Regions from separate parts of the Homo sapiens genome. Here region 2 is linked to region 1. Evidence: read pairs that join two places in POLR2A ChIA-PET (ENCODE). Cell type or tissue: OCI-LY7. All regions are shown on one strand. Links, peaks and the distances in the headings refer to the core of each region. The heading gives the core; the rest is flanking DNA.

The links. ChIA-PET counts read pairs that join two places held together with the same protein. Peaks named below come from ENCODE experiments on the same cell type or tissue, not always from the same donor. Only the 100,000 strongest peaks of a DNase experiment are listed, where the experiment ranks them.
Region 2: POLR2A ChIA-PET joins it to region 1 with 6 read pairs; 2 of 35 experiments call an interaction of 5 or more read pairs at or near these places.

Annotation. Positions count from the first base shown.
Region 1 is chr14:38,125,016-38,130,398 of GRCh38, forward strand. No RefSeq gene overlaps it. Among named protein-coding and RNA genes, the nearest start is that of SSTR1, 80 kb to the right of the region's middle. In OCI-LY7, for the core only: no CTCF peak of the experiment used is centred there; DNase peaks (open chromatin) are centred at 526, 1,966, 2,546 and 2,956; H3K4me3 peaks cover 4,698 bases; H3K27ac peaks cover 5,000 bases.
Region 2 is chr14:38,184,278-38,189,660 of GRCh38, forward strand. No RefSeq gene overlaps it. Among named protein-coding and RNA genes, the nearest start is that of SSTR1, 21 kb to the right of the region's middle. In OCI-LY7, for the core only: no CTCF peak of the experiment used is centred there; no DNase peak of the experiment used is centred there.

The DNA of each region.
Region 1 (5,383 bases), core at 304-5,303:
TAGGTATATGATTTTTCAGAGCTTGGGGTAATGCTCAGTTCTAAGCTCCTGGGATGCTAAGGAAGTAGCCACTCTTATGGGAGAGTTACTATTTGAATTGAGAGGTGTATTAGATCCCACAGGATCCCACAGGATTCCACAGGATGTCATATCAGAAGGCAAGGCTTATGGATCTGAACCTCTAGTCAAGGGGTCAGTAGGAAATCAGCTCAGGGTGGCATGAAAAGAACTTCCACAAGTCTCCACTTCCTTATCCACTTCCTAAGATTATCTTGCCACTGAATCCCATTAACAACTGGGATATCTTACCAACATAAACTTTTGGAGCTTTTTTTGCTCTATTTAGAGATTGTTTGTGTTTCTTTGTAGGTTATATGAATGTTGGGCTGAAGAGAACAGGTAGCTTAAAAATTATGTTCTCTAAACCTTCACCACCAAGCTGAAAAGGAAATGAATGTCAAGATCAGCTGCATAGGATAATAAATTTGATTAGCAGAAAACGCTCATGGTTGAGAACACTGGGACAGGAAGCAGCAATATACTGTGACTGGTGAGGCAAAGCTGAATGTCAGCGCTTAATTGCAAGGCAGGAGGCCATTATCCATTGGCAGCAATTCCCCCGGTGACTTTGTTTGTTTTATAACAAATTATTAAAGCGGTGGGAGAGCAGCATGCTAGGTAGCAACAGGCTGCCTCTGACAGGAGCTGTCTCCTGCTTCCGGGTACTGCAGCTTCATGGCGCCAGCCTTTGCAGGCTGTGGAGCCTGAGTGAGATGCAGAACATGTAAGGGGCCTACGCCCAGTGTTTGGCACCTCTAGGATTCTACTCACAGACGTCTGGACGTCTGAGGATAGGGCTTGGACTGACAGGTTTATTACTTTGCCAGCAACTAGCTGTGAGATCCGGTGCAAATTCAGCTGACTGAACCTACTGAACAGCCATGAGAATGAGCCTCGAAGACCTCCTCCCTCAGGGAGAGTGATTCAATCAAGGTCCCAGCTACTGAAATCTATCACCCAGATACTGAAGCAGACCTATTCCTGGGAGACAAGGAACATTTGGTCTGCAACCTTGGTTCAAGGACTCCTTGGTCTACTGTTCTTAGCTCAAGGACTCCCTGGCAACATTGCAGAACCTTCCTTAGAGTACAGAATATTAGAGGGTATATTTTCTTTCTCCTCTTTATCCAGGAGCAAACTTGACTGTGGTCTGATGGCTTTCCAACTCCCTTCCTATTTCCTTTAACACAGGCATCTTCCCTAACAAGATTCTTGCAGTTTTAATCCCAACTAGATGTCTGTTTCTTGAAACATTCAGACTTACACAGCTCATTTTTCTCATTTATAAAATAGGAAATATTCCTTCATGCTTTCCTTGCAGAGGCATTATAAAGATTAAATGCGACAATGTATGAGGGATGCCTAAAACAATGCCTGGAAAATAGCAGGTGATGATAAAATAGCAGCTTTTCCCTATTGTTGTTCTATTGCACTACATGAGGGTTGAGCCACAGCCCAGAAATTGATCAGAACCTGTGTTCCCAGAAGGTGTAAGAGCTGAGGCAATGCAGAGGGCATGTTTTCCCATCTACCTCATGGGGTATGACATATCTAGAAGTTTAATATATAGCTAACACATTTCTAGTATTCTGGGAAGTTTGGGGTTTTTTTCAGGGTTATATAGAAATATCTAAGATCAAAATCTCTTTTTTGTGAAAGATGAAGAAGGGACGAATTCTCTGGTTCTTTGAACCCTTGAATTCCAGTGAAAACATCACCCCTCCTGATGATACTTGGATTTAAAGTCATATTTCTACTTGCCAAATGACACATTGTATTTTCCCTGTCAATGCAATCAGTAAGCAAGTGGAGAAAATGGAAGGAGGGGGCTTTTCTATGCGTGAACTGAGTGCATGGCAGTGTAATCCACCATCCAAGTGATTATTCTACTAGCAAGTAATGCAGAACAGCCACTCACAGCCTGGCACGGGGGTGGGAATCTTGTTTTTATCAAATTTACTCCGGACACCTGGGAGCTGTAGAAATCTGTATTTGGTTAAGGAAATGTAATCAAACTTAAAGGTGTGAGTTACCTCTGAAGCACAAATATATGATGAATATGTATCCAGGGACTACATTTTCCCATGCAAACAGACATTTTCAAAATGCCAACTGGCAATAAAAGGAATCAGGTGATAGTGACCAGCAGCATTAACATGAAAACAGGTATCAGGAACATTTTCAAAGTCATCTCTTCCTAGCAATTCTGAAGGAGAATGGATTTTCAAAAGGCCAGCTAAAGCTTCAGCGTAGTTATTCTCTTCAGTCTAAGCTAAAGGCTTTCTTCATTAATGTCTACTCTATATCCTCCTCCTTCAGCCATTCAGCTTTTCTTTACCTCAAGCTTACTGCTTCACAGACAGAATTTTCACTAGACAGTCCAAGTGTTTTTCAGATCTTTTTGGCTTTTGACTTTGGGCCAATCTCCATCTCTGTTTCTGCATGCACCTGCCCAGCAGGATGTTAAAATAGATGCTCTCAGCGCCCAGGTGGAGATGAGCTCTTTGCATAACTGTCCTAGAGCCAGATGGTCGGATGACTTAGCACTCAGTCTAAATGTGTCAGAGACTTTAAACCCAGTTATACATCTATTAGGAAGAGATTCACAGATGCTGTTTCTTTATATTAATTTTTCTACTAATTTGGCAGTTCCAAGTGGAACCTAACTATAATTTTTCAAAGGCAAGAGCTTTGGGTCACTGGTATGGAATGCTAGGGATCACAGGAGCCCTGGAAGGGAATTTGGTCCAGTTCCTGTGCTTAAAAGCAAGGTGAAGCTCAGAGCTGCCTGATTTCCTCACTGGTCATTTTCGTTGTCCTAGAATCTCATCTGCCAAGTTGCACAACTTCAGGGAGGACTTTCCACAAAGCTGTGTAATGCAGCCTGCCTTAGCACAACATGGAATCGAAGAATGTTAGAGCTGCCAGGGAGCTAACATCTGTTGGCCAAACCTGCCCAGTGCTCGGAAGTGGAAACCAATGGCCAATGAAGTAGGTGACTTACCCATATCTCACAGCTAGTTAAGAAGAATCCCTGAAGTGTTACAGGCTTGAAAAGGTGTTGCCAAGAATAAAGCCCATTGCTCCCAAGTATGGTAATCATGGTTCACCAGGCTGTCTTCCTATTGTCTTGCTTCAGAGAAATTAATTTTAGAGTCATTTTGGATCAATATTTAACTTAACCAATACTTAATTTAATGATATTTAATTTGATAATAATTCAGTCAATACTTAATTTTTGATTTTAAATATGGTAATATTTTACTTTGAGGAGGAGCAAAATATCTATGTTATTTTCCTCTCTTTTTTGTAGAATTTCTCATGGCAAAGATTTGTAATTAATTTATAGGCTAGAAAGAAGTATGATCCTCCTATGAGGAACACCTTTGTATTGCAAAGGTGACTGTTCACTGGGGAAGACATGCCCTTTAGTAAATTTTCACAACAAGAAACATTTCCCCTGGCTTTAAAACTTTCAGGTACAGTACCACTTGACACACAGAGTGGGGATTAGCTGGATTCGCTGGATTTAGCAATTCATTTTGTGTCTCAGGGCAGTTATCTGACTGTATCCTTGGAACTAGAGGACTCAAGAATATATTTCTAATAGTTTCTGGAAGCTCTGAAAATGTTTCATAATGTATATATGGGTGGATATATAGACATACTTAGCTAACACTTACTGAGTACTTTACTATGTACAAGACACTGACCTAATCACTTTACATTGTTTACTTCACCCTGGGAAGACAGGTATTATTATACCCACTTTATAGATGAAAAAACTGAGGCCTGTGAGAAGTTAAGTGACTAAGTTAAGGTTGCTTAGCTAGCTAGTGGCAGAACTGGGCTGCTGAGTTCTAAACCCATGTATTCAACCTAAATGATATACTGTGGGCCCTACCCTAAAGCCTAGAACTGTGGTGCAAAGTGAGAACTTTACATCCCTGTTTTCCCACTCAAATGTTGCCTTTTCCAAAACCACCTGGCCTACCCCGCCCCCCATCCTGTACCCAGGCTCCACAAGCTGAGAAGCAGCAGAGAAGGACAGAAGAGAATAAGCTGCCGAATGTCAGAGAGAAGCAGCAGCCAGATGTCAGAGAGAAGCAGCTTGACTTCAGAGGGATGGCTTGGTGGCAGGACCCCAGAGAAGAGTTTGGCTGGTCTATTAGTCTGTTTTCACACTGCTGATAAAGACATACTTGAGACCAGATAATTTATAAAGAAAAAGAGTTTTAATGGACTCACAGTTCCACATGGCTGAGGAGTCTCACAACCATGGAGGAAGGCAAAAGGCACGTCTTACATTGTGAAACAAGACAGAATAAGAACCAAGAGAAAGGGGTTGCCCCTTATAAAACCATTAGCTCTCGTGAGACTTATTCACTACTATGAGAACAGAATGGGTGAAACTGCCCCCATGATTCAATCATCTCCCACCAGGTCCCTCCCACAACTCATGGGAATTATGGGAGTTACAATTCAAAGTGAGATTTGGGTGAGGACACAGCTGCTGGGGATGGCCGAACTTCAGGGAAAGACCACCTTCCCCTCCATCCCCTTTCCAGCTCTCCATCCCTCTGAAAGCCACTTTCATTGGCAATAAAATCCCCCATATCTGTCATCTTCAATTCATTCATGTGACCTGATTCTTCCTGGATGCTGAACAAGAGCTTGGGATACAGAGGGCTGTCACACTGAGCTGTTTAACACTTAAGATGTTGGTGGATGGCAAAGCTAAAAGAGCACTGTAACACATGACCTCTGGGGCTCCCGGAGTCATGAGTACCCCTTCTAGACACAGCCGTGGGGCCACACAGAATTCTGCTCCTGCTGCCGCCCGGAAGCACTCATCTGGCTCCTGCACCCACTCACCTGCATCCTCCCCCTCCCACGAGGTGTTAAGAGCTGTGGGATGAGTAAAGGAGGCCTGTGAAGGATTTCCTGTTTCAGTCTTACATTCAGGTCTGAGTTCTCAGAGGAATCTTTCTAACACCTAAATTGTTAAAAGTTATGTAACCTTCCACCAAGAAAGCAAATTCTCCCATTTTGATGCCTATTGTGTGCAGGCTCTGAAAACTGTCAGAGGAGAAGATAAGAATTCAGTCCTTGCCCATAGTCAATGGCTTTAGTGTTTCTTCCATCTATTTTCCAGGAACAAAGGATATCTATGAGAAATTAATTGTCAAATCTATCAAACATTAAAAGAAGAACTAATACTAATCCTTCTCAAACTATTCCAAAAAATTGAAGAAGAGAGAATATTTCCAAACTCATTTTATGATGTTAACATTAACTTGATACCAGAACCAGACAAGGATAC
Region 2 (5,383 bases), core at 69-5,068, 59 kb after region 1:
TACACTTCTAGTGAATTATTGAAACTGAGTGTGTTTGGGGGAACTCCCCAAACTTGCATTTGGTTTCAGAAGTGAGAATGGTCTTGTGGACTGTGCTCCCTCATACATCACATCACCTGTATCTTCAATGTCTTCTAACTATGACTTAATCCTGGCTTTTTCCTAAAAACACTTCTTCCCTGGGAGCCCTCTCAAATAGTGACTGTTTCTTTCCCACATTCCTCAGGCCTCTGGATGCAGAGGTGGGTTAAGTGTTCTCCATTTTCCTCATTTCCATTCTGGACCATTCTCTTAGCTGTTTTAAGAAAATCTTCCATTTCTAATCTCATGCTATCACTTTCCACCACCCACTACCTTTCATTGTTGCAATCATCTGCGTCCCCAAGCTTTAGATCACCTTCACTCCTCAAAGTTACCACCTGGCCTGGTAACTAATTGCCTTACCTGTCTCATGGATATGTAACTTTTGTTAGAAAAGTGCCATCCTGAAGAAAAGCCCAGAACTCAATCTGTACCAATCTAGACCCCTATCCAATCCAGGATCCCTCTGTCCTGAGCTGATCCTTCTATAGCCCTAAAGCCTATTTTCTCTAATAATATTTTTATGGAATTCTTTAAGGTTACTTGACTGCATAACACACCAAAGTTTCAGTTTTATTCCCTGCATTATTTTTGGCTTCTTAATCAGTTTGTGGGATATACCAGGGTCATAGGACCTCTCCTGGGAAAACTTTTGTGATCCATTCATTTTGATGGTTATATTTTAACATAGTTTCAAATTAAACCCTGCTATGTGCACAGAGAGGTGCTTGTTGCTTGGAATTCAAAGATAGAAAGACATCATTCCTATCCTCAGTTAGATCACTGTCCAATTGGGGGGATGGAACAGAAACTTAAGTATGTGTTGGAGCACAATATGATACAAACTAGACGAAGGCTTTGAAGGCACAAAGGACGAAGTATTGATGGAACCTTTCATTGATGTCTGGCAGTGGAACAGACAAAATCCTGCAAGAAGTCACTAAGAAAAATGGAGGAAAGATAAGTGTGTGACCTTCAGCTTTAACACAATATTTAGTCCCACTAATTGGAGCACAGCCAGAGGAGAGGAACCTGAAAGTGAAGGAAATAAATGAAATCATGTTAGCCAAAGGAAATGGAGCCTTAAGTCTGAGAAGAAGAAGACATGGATGGACATGATAGCTGGATTCAAGTGTGAGAATTGGTATCATTCAAGAAGACAAATGTAGTTCTTAGTAGCCTCAGATTGCAGCATTCAGAAGTTATCAAAAGTACTGGATTCAAGTCAGCTGTAGAATTTTCCTCTCAAGTAGAGTACCTAAAATGCAATGTCTGCTTCAGGAGGTAATGAGTCCTTTGTCACTAGAGAGGCTCAGGGAGAGTTTGGACACATATTTCCAGGGATGTTGTAGAGAAGATAAAATAATCATTTGGTGACAGGACTAAATGGTTTAAAACAGCTCTCTTTCTAAGGTTCTATACTTCTGTGCCTCTCCTGGTTCCCTGTCATCTGGCAAAGCCTAGAAAATAAATGAGCGTGAGAAATACTGCCTTTCCAGAGGTGACACACTTGGTTTGTTTGGCCTTTCCTGTTTATCTTTCCTCTGTGACATTTCTTCTCTAATCTACACAGAGCATATGCAATCAGTGAATTTAAGATGTAGAGTTATTTTAGTACAGTGGAAGAAAATGTCAGCATAAGTAAGATAGAGTAGGTAGATTTTAAGCTCATAGTCTAACATTATTTAATTAGCATGGCAAGAATTTAAAGAATTAAACAGCCTCTTGCAGACTCTCCCTTCTCACCCTCCCCTATTCACTTGGTACATTTTCTGTATTGCCAGTTCTGAGTGTGGACAACAGAATACACTCTGGCTAGTCTAAGGAGAAAGTGGATTTTTAAAAAATGGCATAAGCAGGTATTTTATATAAAATAGAGAAAAATGCAATTTTTTTAAAAAACAAACAAAACAAAAAACCTCACCCTCATCACAAGGATGCAATATGTTTCCATAATGTTCTTACTTGTATTAGTTTTCTATGACTGCTATAAAAAAAAAAATACCACAAGCAACATGGTTAAAAACCACAGAAATTTCTTCGTTCACAGTCTGGAAGCCAGAAGTCTGAGCTCAAGGTGTTTCAGGGCCATTCTCTTTCTGAAGGCTTCTTTGCCTCTTCCAGCCTCTGCTGGGTGGCTCCTGGTAGCCCTTGATTTGTGACAGTGTAATTCCAATCTCTGCCCCTATCTTCACATGGTCTTCTGGGCTGCATGTCTCCCTGTGTCCTCTCCTTTTCCTCTGAGTATACTAGTCATTGGACTTAGAGTCCTCCCTAAATTCTGGTGGATTTTGTCTTGAGATCCTTAGCTAATTAAATCTCCAACGACCATATTTTCAAATAAGGTCACATTCTGAGGTTCTGGATATACATGAATTTCTGGGGGACAGTGTTCATCCCATTCCCCTTGTCATAACTGAAATGTGGCTCCATGCTGAGGACCCTGCATCTCTCTCAAGCACATCTCATTCTTTCAGGGCTCCTCCAGCTGCTACTCTTACCTCTTTATTCCTCCATCTTTATGGGAAAACACATCCTCTTTTAAGATTTTTATCCTCGATATCTCATCTTCTCCTCTTCCTCATATGATAAAAGACAAAGACTTCCAGACTAGATTTAAAATACCAATGACAAAATTCACTACATGTTATTTATGACAGGGTGGTGGTTTCATACTGTGTCAATTTAATAAGCCGGGACACTTTCTGTATGTTCTCAGGCTAAAGTGTGTGGAAGTGAAGTAGCAGCCATTATTTTCTGAAGATTCTGGAGGCTAGACACAGGGAGAAATGAGGCAAGAGCTGTCCCTACACATTTCTACCAGCTCCCCTTACATTCCCACTCTGGCAGCTGGATAGGCTATTTTAGGAGGCCTGCTTTTTAACTTTTCTCTGAACCTCCAGCTTCCTCTTTCTGACCTGGATATTCTCAGCTTCTCCCACAATTGTGTAAGGTATTATTCCTGCAATAAATTTTTTGTCCATTGTATTTATAAAGGTTCTATTTCTCTAACTAAACCCTGACTAATAGAAATAGACAACATTTCCCACTAGAATGTAAATTCCATAAGGCAGATTTTTTTTTTTGGGTCTTTTTCATTCACTGCTTTGATCCTAGAACACTGTCTGATATATACTAAATAATCAATATTAATTGAATAAATTAATAGTTAATAAGAAGCAGATTTGAGAAGAATATGGTGATGCCGTCTTCAAAATGTTGAACTGGGGTTAATTTACATCATCTAAGTGTAGGCATCCTGTATGCAGCTGGTACTCAGGAGAGGCCTGGGACAGGAACATGAGTCATCAGCCTAAAGGTAGAGCCGCACCTATGATAATGCATGAGATTTCACCTGGAGAGGGGCCAAAGTGAGGGTTGACCTCTGGGGCATTAACACTGAGGGGTAAGAGGAAAATTAGGTAAGAGAATGTCAAGGAAACAACAGTAGATAAGATCATTAAGAAGGAGAGAGAGAGTGTATCAACATTTAAAATGATAATTAAAAGTAGATAATATAAGTTCTGAAATGCTTTCACTGTATGTGGCAACAAAGGGAACAGAATGCCCTTAGCAGGAGTAGTTTTATGATTAAAAACTGAGATAGTAAGTGTTAACCGATCTTTCCAGACAATTGGCCCTGAATGGCAAGAAGGAAATATGGTGGTAAATAAAGAACACATAGGATCAATAAAGAGTTTTTTAAAAAGATGAAAAGGAAAACATTGAAAAAGTCATACACACACACACACTTGTGTGTGTTAGTATGTAATTGTACATTGCACCTAATGAAACCTAGACAAGTGAACTGAAATCTGGCATTTACTAGCTGTGAGATCTTGGTCAAGTTAACAACAACAACAACAACAATAAATCTTTCTATAATCGTTTCTTTGTCTGCCAAATGGGTATAGTAGTGGTTCTGCATCATATTCTTTTAAAAAGTAAAGAAGATGATATAAAGTTCTCACTATTGTGCCAAATAGATAAGATCAGTAACTGAAAACTCATGAGTTACTTGCTGTTGCTAAGAAGAGAGAATGAGTGGAAAGGGAAAGTCAGGCCATCGCAGCAGCTCACGCCTGTATTCCTAGCACTTTGGGAGGCTGAGGCAGGCAGATCACTAGAGGTCAGGAGTTTGACACCAGCCTGGCAAACATGGTGAAACACTGTTTCTACTAAAAATTAAAAAATTTAGCTGGGCATAGTGGCGCACACCTGTAATCCCAGCTACTTGGGAGGCTGAGGTAGGAGAATCACTTGTACCCAGGAGGCAGAGTTTGCATTGAGCCAAGATGGTGCCACTGCACTCCAGCCTGGGTGACAGAGTGAGAGTCTGTCTTAAAAAAAAAAAAAAAAAAATAGAAAATAGGAAAAAAAAAAAAAAAAAAGGAAAGGGAAAGTCAATTGCAGAGAAAGTAAAAGGAAGGGCCTTTGGGAACAAAGTCCCCTGAGAAGTTTGGAAGTTAACAGATTCAAGGCAAAGTATGAGACAATTCACCTTAAAAAGGAATAGTTTTCTATAAAGATGAGAGGGAAGATGGGAAAGAGTTAGGATCCTAAAAAATTTAAGGAGTACAGGGAATCAAAATGAGGAAATTTCTGCTTCATCAATGAACTCTATTTTTTCTGCGAAGCAAGATCAGATGCCTGACCACTGTGAGTTAAGGAAAGAGCTGGAATGAAGTAGGGTACTTGAAAAGAGTAGCACTCATTTGAAGGAGCAGTTGTGGGGAATAAAGATAACTGTGTAGGGACAGATCAAAGGCTGGTCAGACAAGGTCGTGGACCCAATTTAAGATGAGGAACAATGACTTGCAGGAGCAGCAATCCCATGCAGTTGTGGACTTTCTCTAGCTGCCATTCAGCAGCTTGGGTTTACAAATGGAGAATGTGGTGGTGGATTGGTTTGTTATGGGGATTTTGCTGCACAAGGAAGTGAGGAAGCTGAGGGCACTAGCAAGAAAGTATCCGAAGCCATGAATCCTAGGCATAGTCAGCAGAGGGAATGCTGAAGTCATGAAGGGGCTGAGGTTTGAGAATCCTGGGGCCAGAAGAACAAGTGTGGTAGAATATGGAGCTATTTGGAAGAACTGATGCTTGCATTGAAGGTATGAATTTTCTGAAGTTAGGGAGAAATTCTCTCCTAGGGCTCCATTTTCTCCAGAGTTGTTTTCTCCAATCTTCAAGGGTATTTATTTCTTGCCCAGTACTAAAGTGTCTAGAGACTCTTCTGGACATTGGTTATTTGTCTGCATTTATTACAGCTGTATCATCTATATGACAGCTGTCATGGACCGCC